Regions from separate parts of the Mus musculus genome. Here region 2 is linked to region 1. The links are chromatin loops, found by intact Hi-C in ENCODE. Cell type or tissue: left cerebral cortex. All regions are shown on one strand. Each heading gives the region's core, and the rest is flanking DNA. Links, peaks and the distances in the headings are about the cores only.

Region 1 (5,439 bases), core at 523-4,522:
GGCTAAGATCAAAAATTCAGGTGACAGCAGATGCTGGCGAGGATGTGGAGAAAGAGGAACACTCCTCCATTGTTGGTGGGAGTGCAGGCTTGTACAACCACTCTGGAAATCAGTCTGGCGGTTCCTCAGAAAACTGGACATAGTACTACCGGAGGATCCAGCAATACCTCTCCTGGGCATATATCCAGAAGATGCCCCAACAGGTAAGAAGGACACATGCTCCACTATGTTCATAGCAGCCTTATTTATAATAGCCAGAAGCTGGAAAGAACCTAGATGCCCCTCAACAGAGGAATGGATACAGAAAATGTGGTACATCTACACAATGGAGTACTACTCAGCTATTAAAAAGAATGAATTTATGAAATTCCTAGCCAAATGGATGGACCTGGAGGGCATCATCCTGAGTGAGGTAACACATTCACAAAGAAACTCACACAATATGTATTCACTGATAAGTGGATATTAGCCCCAAACCTAGGATACCCAAGATATAACATATAATTTGCTAAACACATGAAACTCAAGGAGAATGAAGACTGAAGTGTGGACACTATGCCCCTCCTTAGATTTGGGAACAAAACACCCATGGAAGGAGTTACAGAGACGGAGTTTGGAGCTGAGATGAAAGGATGGACCATGTAGAGACTGCCATAGCCAGGGATCCACCCCATAATCAGCATCCAAACGCTGACACCATTGCATACACTAGCAAGATTTTATTGAAAGGACGCAGATGTAGCTGTCTCTTGTGAGACTATGCCGGGGCCCAGCAAACACAGAAGTGGATGCTCACAGTCAGCTAATGGATGGATCATAGGGCTCCCAATGGAGGAGCTAGAGAAAGTAGCCAAGGAGCTAAAGGGATCTGCAACCCTATAGGTGGAACAACATTATGAGCTAACCAGTACCCCGGAGCTCTTGACTCTAGCTGCATATATATCAAAAGATGGCCTAGTTGGCCATCACTGGAAAGAGAGGCCCATTGGACTTGCAAACTTTATATGCCCCAGTACAGGGGAATACCAGGGCCAAAAAGGGGGAGTGGGTGGGCAGGGGAGTGGGGGTGGGTGGATATGGGGGACTTTTGGTATAGCATTGGAAATGTAAATGAGTTAAATACCTAATAAAAAATGGAAAAAAAAAAGAGAGAGGGTAGTGAGACTATCTATGGATTGAATTTATTCAAACACAGAAACAAAGCAATTACTATAAATCATTCAAGTCAGTTTAACACACACACACACCACACCACACCACACCACACCACACCACACCACACCTTCTCCCTTCAACATTTCATGTCCTTTTCACCATTGGCTGCTGCTGCCATCTATCTACTTAATGCTTATCTTATCAGATAGATACACTGTCTCTCCACTGCCTCCCCATTAATTTTTTATCAACCATCTAATAGACATTCAATGCTTCACACCCACCTACCCTCACTTTGTCTTCCCAATTTGCATTCTCTATTTCACAGTTAGAAGCCTTATTGTTGAAGTGGGCAGGCTCCCAACACTCTCCTGAACAGTTCAGACAATATCTGTCTAGAGGCCTCTAGTTATTCAACTTTCACTGTCTGGAATAGCCTCATATTATTTTACCATACAAATGCTTATTTCCCTCAAAAATTGATCCTTAAACAAAATTCTTTCCTCTGTTTTATATAATAGAGTTTAGTGTTTGTGAGTTATCTATTCACAAGGTTAATATCTAGAGATAACAAAATAGTTACTAATTTTACATTTGAAAAATAACTAAGTAAAAATATTCTTCACAGATCAAAAACTCAGGTGACAGCAGATGCTGGCGAGGATGTGGAGAAAGAGGAACACTCCTCCATTGTTGGTGGGATTGCAAGCTGGTACAACTACTCTGGAAATCAGTCTGGCGGTTCCTCAGAAAAATGGACATACTACTACCGGAAGATCACATGGTGGGACTTGTGTCTCTAGCTGCATATGTAGCAGAGGATGGCCTAGTCAGTCATCAATGGGAGGAGAGGCCCTTGGTCTTATGAAGGTTCTATGCCCCAGTGCAGGGGAATGACAAGGCCAGGAAGCAGGAGTGGGTGGGTTGGGGAGTAGGGCGGTATGTGTGGGGTTGAATTGGAGGTTTTTCGGAGAGAAAAATAGGAAAGAGGATAACATTTTGAAATGTAAATAAAGAAAATAATTAATAAAAAGGAAAATCCTCAAGACAAACATAAAAAAATATTCTTCACATCTACATCTTTTTGCTTGCATATTCTAAAATACTTCTGGATACATATGTAAGCTGCAGTATATTCTGAAGACCAGCAGGGGGCAGAATGGGACAATCCGAGACATGATATGAAAACGGTTTTACTGTAGATATTTTTGTACTTTTGATTTTTATACAATGTATGTGGATTATTTTTAAAACATACATTGTAAGTTAAATTTTAAATATACCAAGATACACTTTAAATCAACGAGAAAACACAGCATAAATTTCCTAATGATTGTTGTTCTAGCATTGTTAAGTATGCAGTGCAAAGTGTCAATTCACTCAACTTTAGCATAGATGTTAGCTAATTGTAAAGTATTAACCATCAGAGAACCTTGTCTGTGACATGTATTCATCTGATCCTCCAACAGCTATGTGTTGTTACTGAGTGCTAGGGTGCTGAGCAGGATGTGGATAGTTTCATGTCTTGTCCTTGCTCCCCTCTAGCACACACATTTTAAGTCTCCTTTAAACATTTCATACTGATTTCATGGGTATGCATCCTAACTTCCAATCAGATTTAAAATGGCTAGATCTCTGTATTAAGAATTCTAGATCTACTTCCTTGATAAATGCTTAAGGCTCCTTATCTGGTTTCTGCTTTCTGCCAGGATGCATGAGCTTGCCATTTTCACTCTACAGACAAGAACAAAGAGCAGATTTTATCTCCGTATGGGCTCAGAACTTATCCTTCCTACCTTGGCCTCCCTTGCTCCATCACAGCCTGCCCACCGGCCTCTTGTCCTGCTCAGGCATGTGTGTTTAACAACCCTTCTGCATGATCACGCCGTAGGTGCAATCTTTGCCCTTGGGATTTTCTAACTCTTATCATATGTATCGAGGCCTCATCTATTCTTCAAGTGTCCATTCTAACTCCCATCACAACTGCTCTGATAAAATTTGTTTAACCTCTCAAAATCCCTCAGCTTTACTCCACTCATTGGAAAATCACCATCCTTTTCTTCTATAAATACTGCAGAGCTCTATGACTATAACAAGAACAATTCAAGATCCTCCAGATCAAGGCCTATGACATTACACCATGTTATCGTTCGTGCACAAATGAGTTTCTCCACTGAATTAAACATAGTCTAAGAAAGTGAGCACCACCTTAAAATTCCCAAGCAAGGGATGAAGACTGACCACTACTAAGCAACCTTGGTGTCTCTCTGGAACTCAGAAACTTCATAATTCAGACAGTACCCACCTTGGCCTGCATTTCACTCAGGTGGGCCATGAGCTCATCCAACTGAGCAGCTGCTGAGGTTTTGGGAGGCAGGACTGATTCCTTTGGCTCTTGGACCTCACTACAGATAGAATAAGAAAAAGCAAAAAATCAAATAAATATTAAGTCACATATAACATACCAAAGGATGCAATTTTACATATTAATCTATTTGATATGAATCTAAAAACCAGAGACAGGAAATATTTTAAGTATAGCTACTACTCTAAATTTTAAAATAAGGCCTCTCTGTATTGTATATCTGTTTCATTTTGATCCCCTAAATAAATAAATATATGCATGCATACATACATGAATACACACATGCATACATATATAACCTATTCCTTTTCAAGTGTATGAAGAAAAGTATTGGACATGGCTCCAATTAATAGAGTACAAGAAACTTCAGAACAGAGCTGTAAAGCCATAGCATGTATTTTAATAGAGAAATTTAAAATTATAAGTCATAACCAATGGAGAGTTTTAAAGATAACCAAGAAACCTGAATTCCTCTAAAGGTGACTAACAGTCATCAGGTATACAAAAAGGTGCTCAGATTCATTATTCATCAGGAAAATGAAAACCAATATTACTATGAGATAGTCCTTCATACCCATTACAGCCTGAGGCAAATGCTGGCAAAAGTAAGGAGAACTGAAACCACAGTAAACTGCCAGTGGTGTGCAGGTTGGTGTAGTCACCAACAATGAGAAACAATATGAAGGCTTCCGAAGAAATGAAAAATAGAACTCTCATATGACCCAGCAGTCCCTCTCTGCTGTGAAGGAAATGAAACTGGCACATAGTAAAGAAGTCTGTGACCCAATGTTTCTTACAGTGTTATTTACAAGATATGTAAATAACCAAATTATCTGTGGATGAGTAAATTAATTAGGACAGTTAAACTATAATGGATGACATAAACACTGGAATATAATTTGGCCTTAGAGAAGAAGCAGATCAACATAAATGAGCCTAAAGGACATTGTATAAAATTAAATAGAAGTAAAGTATTGCATATTGTACATACATGCTTATATGTAGAATGTAAAAAGATTAAATACATAGAAATATAAAACAAAACAATGGTTTCTAGGAGCAAGAAATGTGAAAGGAAATAAAATGTATGCCAGAGGACCCAAAGTAGTAGATATGTGTTTAGAGATCTAATAATGTACAAGTTGGGGCTTATAGGTAATAAAATTGGACATATTTGAGATTACTACTAGATCTGAAAATGTGCATATTTGCTTCATTACATCACCTTAAGCACATTAACAATAACCTCAGTGTCACCAATAATTAATTCATCAGTGTTGCCTTACGGACAGAAATCAATAAAGCACTTCTCATTGGTGTCATTTAACCAGGAGAGAGCCTAGGTTTGAATTCTCTACTTTGCTCTCCTCATGTCTTCCATCATTCCTAACAAAGTGCATTCACTGTGTATTTCTTTTCTTTTTTTTTAGAATTATTTATTTTATTTTATGTATCTAAGTAGACTGTTGCTGTCTTCAGAGTCACTAGAAGAGGGCATCAACCAGTACAGATGGTTGTGAGCCCCCATGTGGTTGCTGGGATTTGAACTCAGGACCTCTGGAAGAGCAGTCGGTGCTCTTACCCACTGAGCCATCTCGTCAGCCCTGCTGTGTATTTCTTAAGTGGCACAGAAATCACTGAGTGAGGAAAGAATGGGAAATGCTGAACAGAAATCTGCAATAGAGTTTTATAAGGATGAAATCATAACTCAAACTAACCCCAAATGATTCAGATAATAAGCAAACCAATGCTATCCAACAATATCCATATGTTTCATTTAACGTTTTTGTTCTGTTTTCAGCAAATGATTATCATAACAAACATGCATGCATTACTGTTGGGTCAGGAGTACATAATTTAGGGTTACAGCTACACGTTTGCTTAGGTAGCTAAAGCTGATTACATGAGAAATCCAAGGC
Region 2 (5,439 bases), core at 599-4,598, 220 kb after region 1:
AGAGGAGGAAGGGAAAGGAAAATTATTTTTAGAGTTAGCTTTAGTGTTTACATAATGATCAGAATTATGACACAGAAATTTGTGATTTATTTAACTATTTTTCTGTTTTGGAAATTTAGGACACCCCAAAATCTTACTGTTATTTTAAAAGAACAACATAAGAGGCATCTTTGTACATACTTCTCAGTCTTCATAGTTTTATTTTGTAAATAGTTTATTTTTCATTAATAATTAACACACAGAATTAGGTTTTATTGTGCCAGTTTCAGACAAAATTTATTTTGTTGAATCACCTCACCTTTCTCACCCCCCATACCCTCACCCCCTCCCCACTGTACCTTACACACATCCTCCATCTCCACATTCACCTCCCTGTGCCCTTCCTCTACTTCTGCAACACTTTCTTTCCCTCTTTGTGCACTCTTTTCTGATTCCAGAGCCTACAGTCAAGGAATTCACCCCAACTTACATACGACAGACAGACAGACAGACAGACAGACAGACAGACTTTATAGGCTAGGCTCCACATGTGAGAGATGTGCTGTCTGTCTAAATCTGGAGGGTTTTTTTTTCTAATTCCCATATTCATTCATTTTTCTGTAAGTTATGTGATTTCATTTTTCTTTACAGCTGAATAAATACCATTTATATATGTGCCACGTTTTCCTTATCCATTCATCTGTTGGCTCCATTTGGGCTGGTTCCATTTCTTTGCTATTTTGAATAGAAAACCAATAAATGTGGATGTGCAGGTATCTCTGTGGTAGAATACACACACACACACACACACACACTCACACACACACACATACACACACTCACACACTCAGAAGTATATCTGGATCATAGGGAAGTTCTGTTTTTTTAATTTTTAGAAATGTATACTAATTTATATAATGGCTGTACTAGGTTACATTACCTCAACAGCACTGCTGTCTCTTTTCTTTATCTTAGTAATTGTCACTAGGGGAAGATGGAATCCAAAACGTAGCTTCAATTTTCACTCAGCTGGTAACTAAGAATGCTGAACGCCTTTTTAATCTCTGGTGTCCATATGTGGTCCTACTTTTGCGAACGGTATCTTCCATTCATTGGCTGATTTATTGACTAGCTATTTTGAAGTTTAATTACTGCAGTTCTTTATATATTCTAGACGCCCAGCCCCTGTCTGAGGCATAGCTGGCAAAGACATTCTCCACTCTGCAGGCTGTTGGAGAATGTTGCAGAATGTTCACTCTGTCCTGTCCTCTGTGGACAAAGGGAGGAGCCTCTCTGCCAGGCATTCCGGAGCCCAGTCCTCCGGTTCTTCTCTCCACCACATCCAGATGCTCCAGCTCTGGAATCCCTGGCTCCAATCTCTCTTCCCAGTAATTTTCCAGCACTTTTCACACACTAGACTGTAACTAGACACTGAGGAACCCTACGGCTTCCCAAATCTTACATCCAGGAGTTGTCAGTGGGAAGGGGGGGTCCATAGAAGAGGGCCAGATTCAGCCAGGTTGAAGGGAGGGGGAGGTGTACGGCAGCCCCAAAGGTGCTTGAGGCAAAGCAAAGTCAGCTGAGGTGTGAGCAGTAAAAGGGCTCCAGCAGTATCTTGCTGAAGACCCCGCATTCCTTGGGAACTGCAAAGTCCTAGAATTCCTGCACTAAGGGCCAGTAGGGGCTGGGGGTGGCGATGGGGGCATAAAGGGGTCTCCTGCAGCTAGGCCGAAGCTGGGTTTGTATAATCAAGACAATTTAAACTACTTGCCAGGACAAATACTTGAAGGTGGTCTTGGAATCCTGTGAGGATCTAAGGAAGGGAAACACCTGCCCTCAACACCTATCACGTGAGGACATCAGTAAGCAAAGCTAGTCACTGGGTGAGTCAGTGGACAGACCAGGGATTTGGATGGCTCACCCGTGTCTTGGCGGAACTGGTTCATGGACTGCAGGTCGATGATGTAGGGGGCAATCTGTCTCTCCACCTAGCCCAACACCACGCTGGCCCCGCGCGTGGACCAGCGCAGCACCGCCTTGAAGTGGTGTTTCACAGCAGGGCTGTAGGGACACCAGCCGCCATGATCGGTCAGCCATTCCTACACCACTAGGGTCCAAGGCTGAGGTCTGGAGCATGAAGTGCCCTGAGATGCTCCCTTCCCCGTCCTTGCACACCCGGCCTCGGGCGCCACCGCCTCCCGGGAAGCCTCAGCTGTGGTTCATGGGGGAGTCTGCAGTCGCTTAGGCACCGGGACGCGGACCCGTAGCTGCCCGCCTCCAACTGTGCTCCACCGCCCCTGTCGCTGCCGCTGCTCCGAGGGGTCCAGCGGCTTCATGCAAAAAACCTGACCCTGCACATTCGCCGCCCGCCTTGCAAAGCCACCCAGGGCGCACGGCCCAAGCGCGACGCAGCACCCGCCTCGCACCAGTTGAGCCTCGCTGGAGTTGCATGGTCACGCCCTCCGTCCTCTCTCCGCTGGGAGCCAGGCAACGGCGGTGGCACAGCTCCCTCCCTGGGGCTCCGCTCAGAGGCTTCCAGGTGTCTCCCCTCCCCGGAAGAACGCCAAGGTGAGCTCACGCCCGCGGATACTTCCCGGGTCCCCGGGTGTCCAAAAGCTCGCTTGCCATCCCGGTCCCAGGGGCCAACGCGGGGACTGAGGTTTGCAGCCACTAACTTCCTGTCTGTTTTCAGCTCAGCGCTGGCTGTATCCGCGGCCAGAGCTCCTACACTTGAGTCTCACCAGGGCTTTTGCTCGCACTGACATACACACACTGACGAACACACGCACGCTCAGCCCCACGCCTTCTTCTTCTGGCCTGCTATTACCTCATCCAGGCCTGAATCCTGGAGGTGTGTCAGATATGCAGAAGCCACGCCCTCTGTCAGTTTGCACCAGCATCTTAGAGCTTTCATGCTCTCTGCTGGTCAAACGTCACAGTTGTGACCACTGAAAGTCAGTGCCAAGGGATGCATGCGTTTATGGTATAAACTTTATGCTGTCTATGTAGAAATCAGAGCAGGCTGAAATATTGTACTGCCTTTTGAAAGTCAATATGAAACAAAGAAATAGACTCTTATACTCTGTACCCATTGGATGTTGTATATGTACATACATAAAATGGGTTTAATTAGAACTACCCCCAGACACTAATGACTATCAAATAAAAAGCCTAGTGCCAGGTGTGGGGCCAGGTGTGGGTTACCTTTTAAAGCTGCCCCACACAACCCCTCAAAGCATTACAGGCTATTCCACGGCTCTTGGTTACTGTCCAGAACTTGATAAGGGGTTAATACAGACGTCCCATTTAGGGCTGAGAACTCTGTATTATTCTCAACACTTTGAACAAGTAAGTATGAGTCTCTGTGTTGAATAATACCCATATTTTAAAGAAAGCTTCTGCCTAGGCCTATGGACATAAACATAAATATTGAGAAGGAATTTTGACACAAGACTGTTTAGGAATTAGCAGTGGCATCTTCTACTCTAGGATCTAGGAGCTCCCCAGCCATTGATTTGGAGCCAGTCTTCTAGTGTGGTTGTGCCGTTTCTCCCTTTGACCAAGCAATGTACTCAACATCTAGTCTCCTCATATCCATCACCATCACCATCGTCGTCGTCGTTGTCGTCCTCATCAGCATCATTGTGAGGAGGCACAAACTATAGTGTGTATGTGGAGAGGGAAGGACAACTTTGTAGAGTCAGTTCTTTTTTATCATTATGTGGGTCCTGGGCATTGAACTTGGGTTATTTGGTGTGTGGTAAGCTCTTTTAGCCACTGGGCCATTTTGTGAATCCTATTATCAGTATACTTTTTTTAGCGTTTCTATTAGGGGTGTCATGATATTTCTTGAGCTTTTAATGTGTGTGAACATGCCGTGTGTTAATAATAGTGATGCTTATTTAGTGTTTCCCTATGTGACTTCTTGATTTCTGCATCTTCTTTGTGAAATGTTTGTTCATGTGTTTGGCTACTTTTAAAATGAAGTGAGAACATTAAAAATATCCTCAATGAAAACTTTTGGATACTTGACTTGAAAATATCTTCTATCAAGCTGGAGGCTCTTTTCATCCTTAACAGGGTTTTTGTTTTTTACAACTTTCTGGCTTCCACTTTCTGTATTTAGTGTAAGAATTGCTTGACGGTCTTTTAGATTTGATGACTTTTCTGCTTTTCCTTATAAGGCTTATGATTTTACAATTTATACCTAGATATGTGGTACAATTTAAATTAATTATTATGTGGAAAATGATCCCTCCCTCCCTCCCTCCCTCCCTCCCTCCCTCCCTCCCTCCCTCCCTCCCTCCCTCCTTGCCTTTTCTTTCTGTTGGGACTTTGGGGACTTCTTGCTCCAGTGTGATTTATGAAAAAGTTTCATCTGAATTTCTTTGGTACCTTTGTCAAATACACCTGCAAATATTCCGTGAACCTATCCATTTTCAAAATCTCTCTATTCAATTCTATTTATATATGTGTTCGTCCCCTATCAGTAGTATATACTGTTGATTCACAAACTGTAATAATAAGCTAAGTTGGAATATTATAAGTAGGACACACTCAGAGTAAAAAACATTGTTTTAAATGTCAGATTCCAATTGCTAATTGCTGGTAAATAAGAATTTTTTGTTATTATCTGTTCACTCTACAGTTGCTTCAATTTTCACTCTGGTCTCAATATACATAGATCCCTCCACAACGTGCATGTTGGTAAGATGTTACCTAAGGCTCAGTGGAGTAAGATTACCAGGCTGAGCTGTCATGATTGACATTAGTACTTCATTAAAGATCAAGCCTCTTTGTCCTTCCACCTTCTGTCATCAAAAGATGCAACAAATGGCACTATCTTGGAAGCAGTGAGGTTTACCAGAGACATAAGTCCTTAGATCTTGGATTTCCCAGTCTCCACAGATACAGTAACAAATTTCTACTATTCAAAAATAACCCAGACCAGGGCTAGAGAGATGACAGCTCACAATTGTTTGTAACTCCAGTCCCAATGCATCTGACAACTTCCTCCTGGCTCCATGGCATCAGACACACATGTACTGCACAGACATACATGCAGGCAAAACATCCATACACATAAAAACAAAGAAAGAAAGAAAGAAAGAAAGAAAGAAAGAAAGAAAGAAAGAAAGAAAGAAACAAAGAAACAAAGAAACAAAGAAACAAAGAAACAAAGAAGGAAGGAAAGAAAAGTACCTCAGCCTCATGTACATTGTTAGAACATCAACAGTGAACTAAATCATTTATCCATCCGGCCCAGCAACTTTTTGTGGCTATTGTTCATTATTTAGGAATTTTTTAAGATACATAGACAAACGTATTCTGTAAAGAGCCTTTCTCTTCCCTTTTAATACATGTGTTATGTATTTCTTGTATTACATCAGCTAGGACTTCTAGTATTGAATTGGAGTGGTGACAGTAAACATCATAGCCTCATGTTTGATCTTGGCAGGA

What was found. Hi-C counts contacts between places; a loop is a spot of excess contacts. Peaks named below come from ENCODE experiments on the same cell type or tissue, not always from the same donor. Only the 100,000 strongest peaks of a DNase experiment are listed, where the experiment ranks them.
Region 2: a loop joins it to region 1, with 3 times the contacts of the local background. A loop is called at or near these places in 15 of 42 quality-filtered maps.

What each region holds. Positions count from the first base shown.
Region 1 is chr19:12,817,457-12,822,895 of GRCm38, reverse strand. Lpxn (leupaxin) reads right to left here. Exons shown (of 9, transcript NM_134152.4): 4 at 3,461-3,560. Among named protein-coding and RNA genes, the nearest start is that of Lpxn, 22 kb to the right of the region's middle. In left cerebral cortex, for the core only: a CTCF peak has its summit at 2,301 (motif pointing right); a DNase peak (open chromatin) is centred at 2,307.
Region 2 is chr19:12,593,046-12,598,484 of GRCm38, reverse strand. A330040F15Rik (RIKEN cDNA A330040F15 gene) reads left to right here and starts at 1,919. Exons shown (of 2, transcript NR_015503.1): 1 at 1,919-2,547. In left cerebral cortex, for the core only: CTCF peaks have their summits at 1,943 and 2,893 (motif pointing left); DNase peaks (open chromatin) are centred at 1,323, 1,991, 2,457 and 2,811; H3K4me3 peaks cover 2,142 bases; H3K27ac peaks cover 1,772 bases.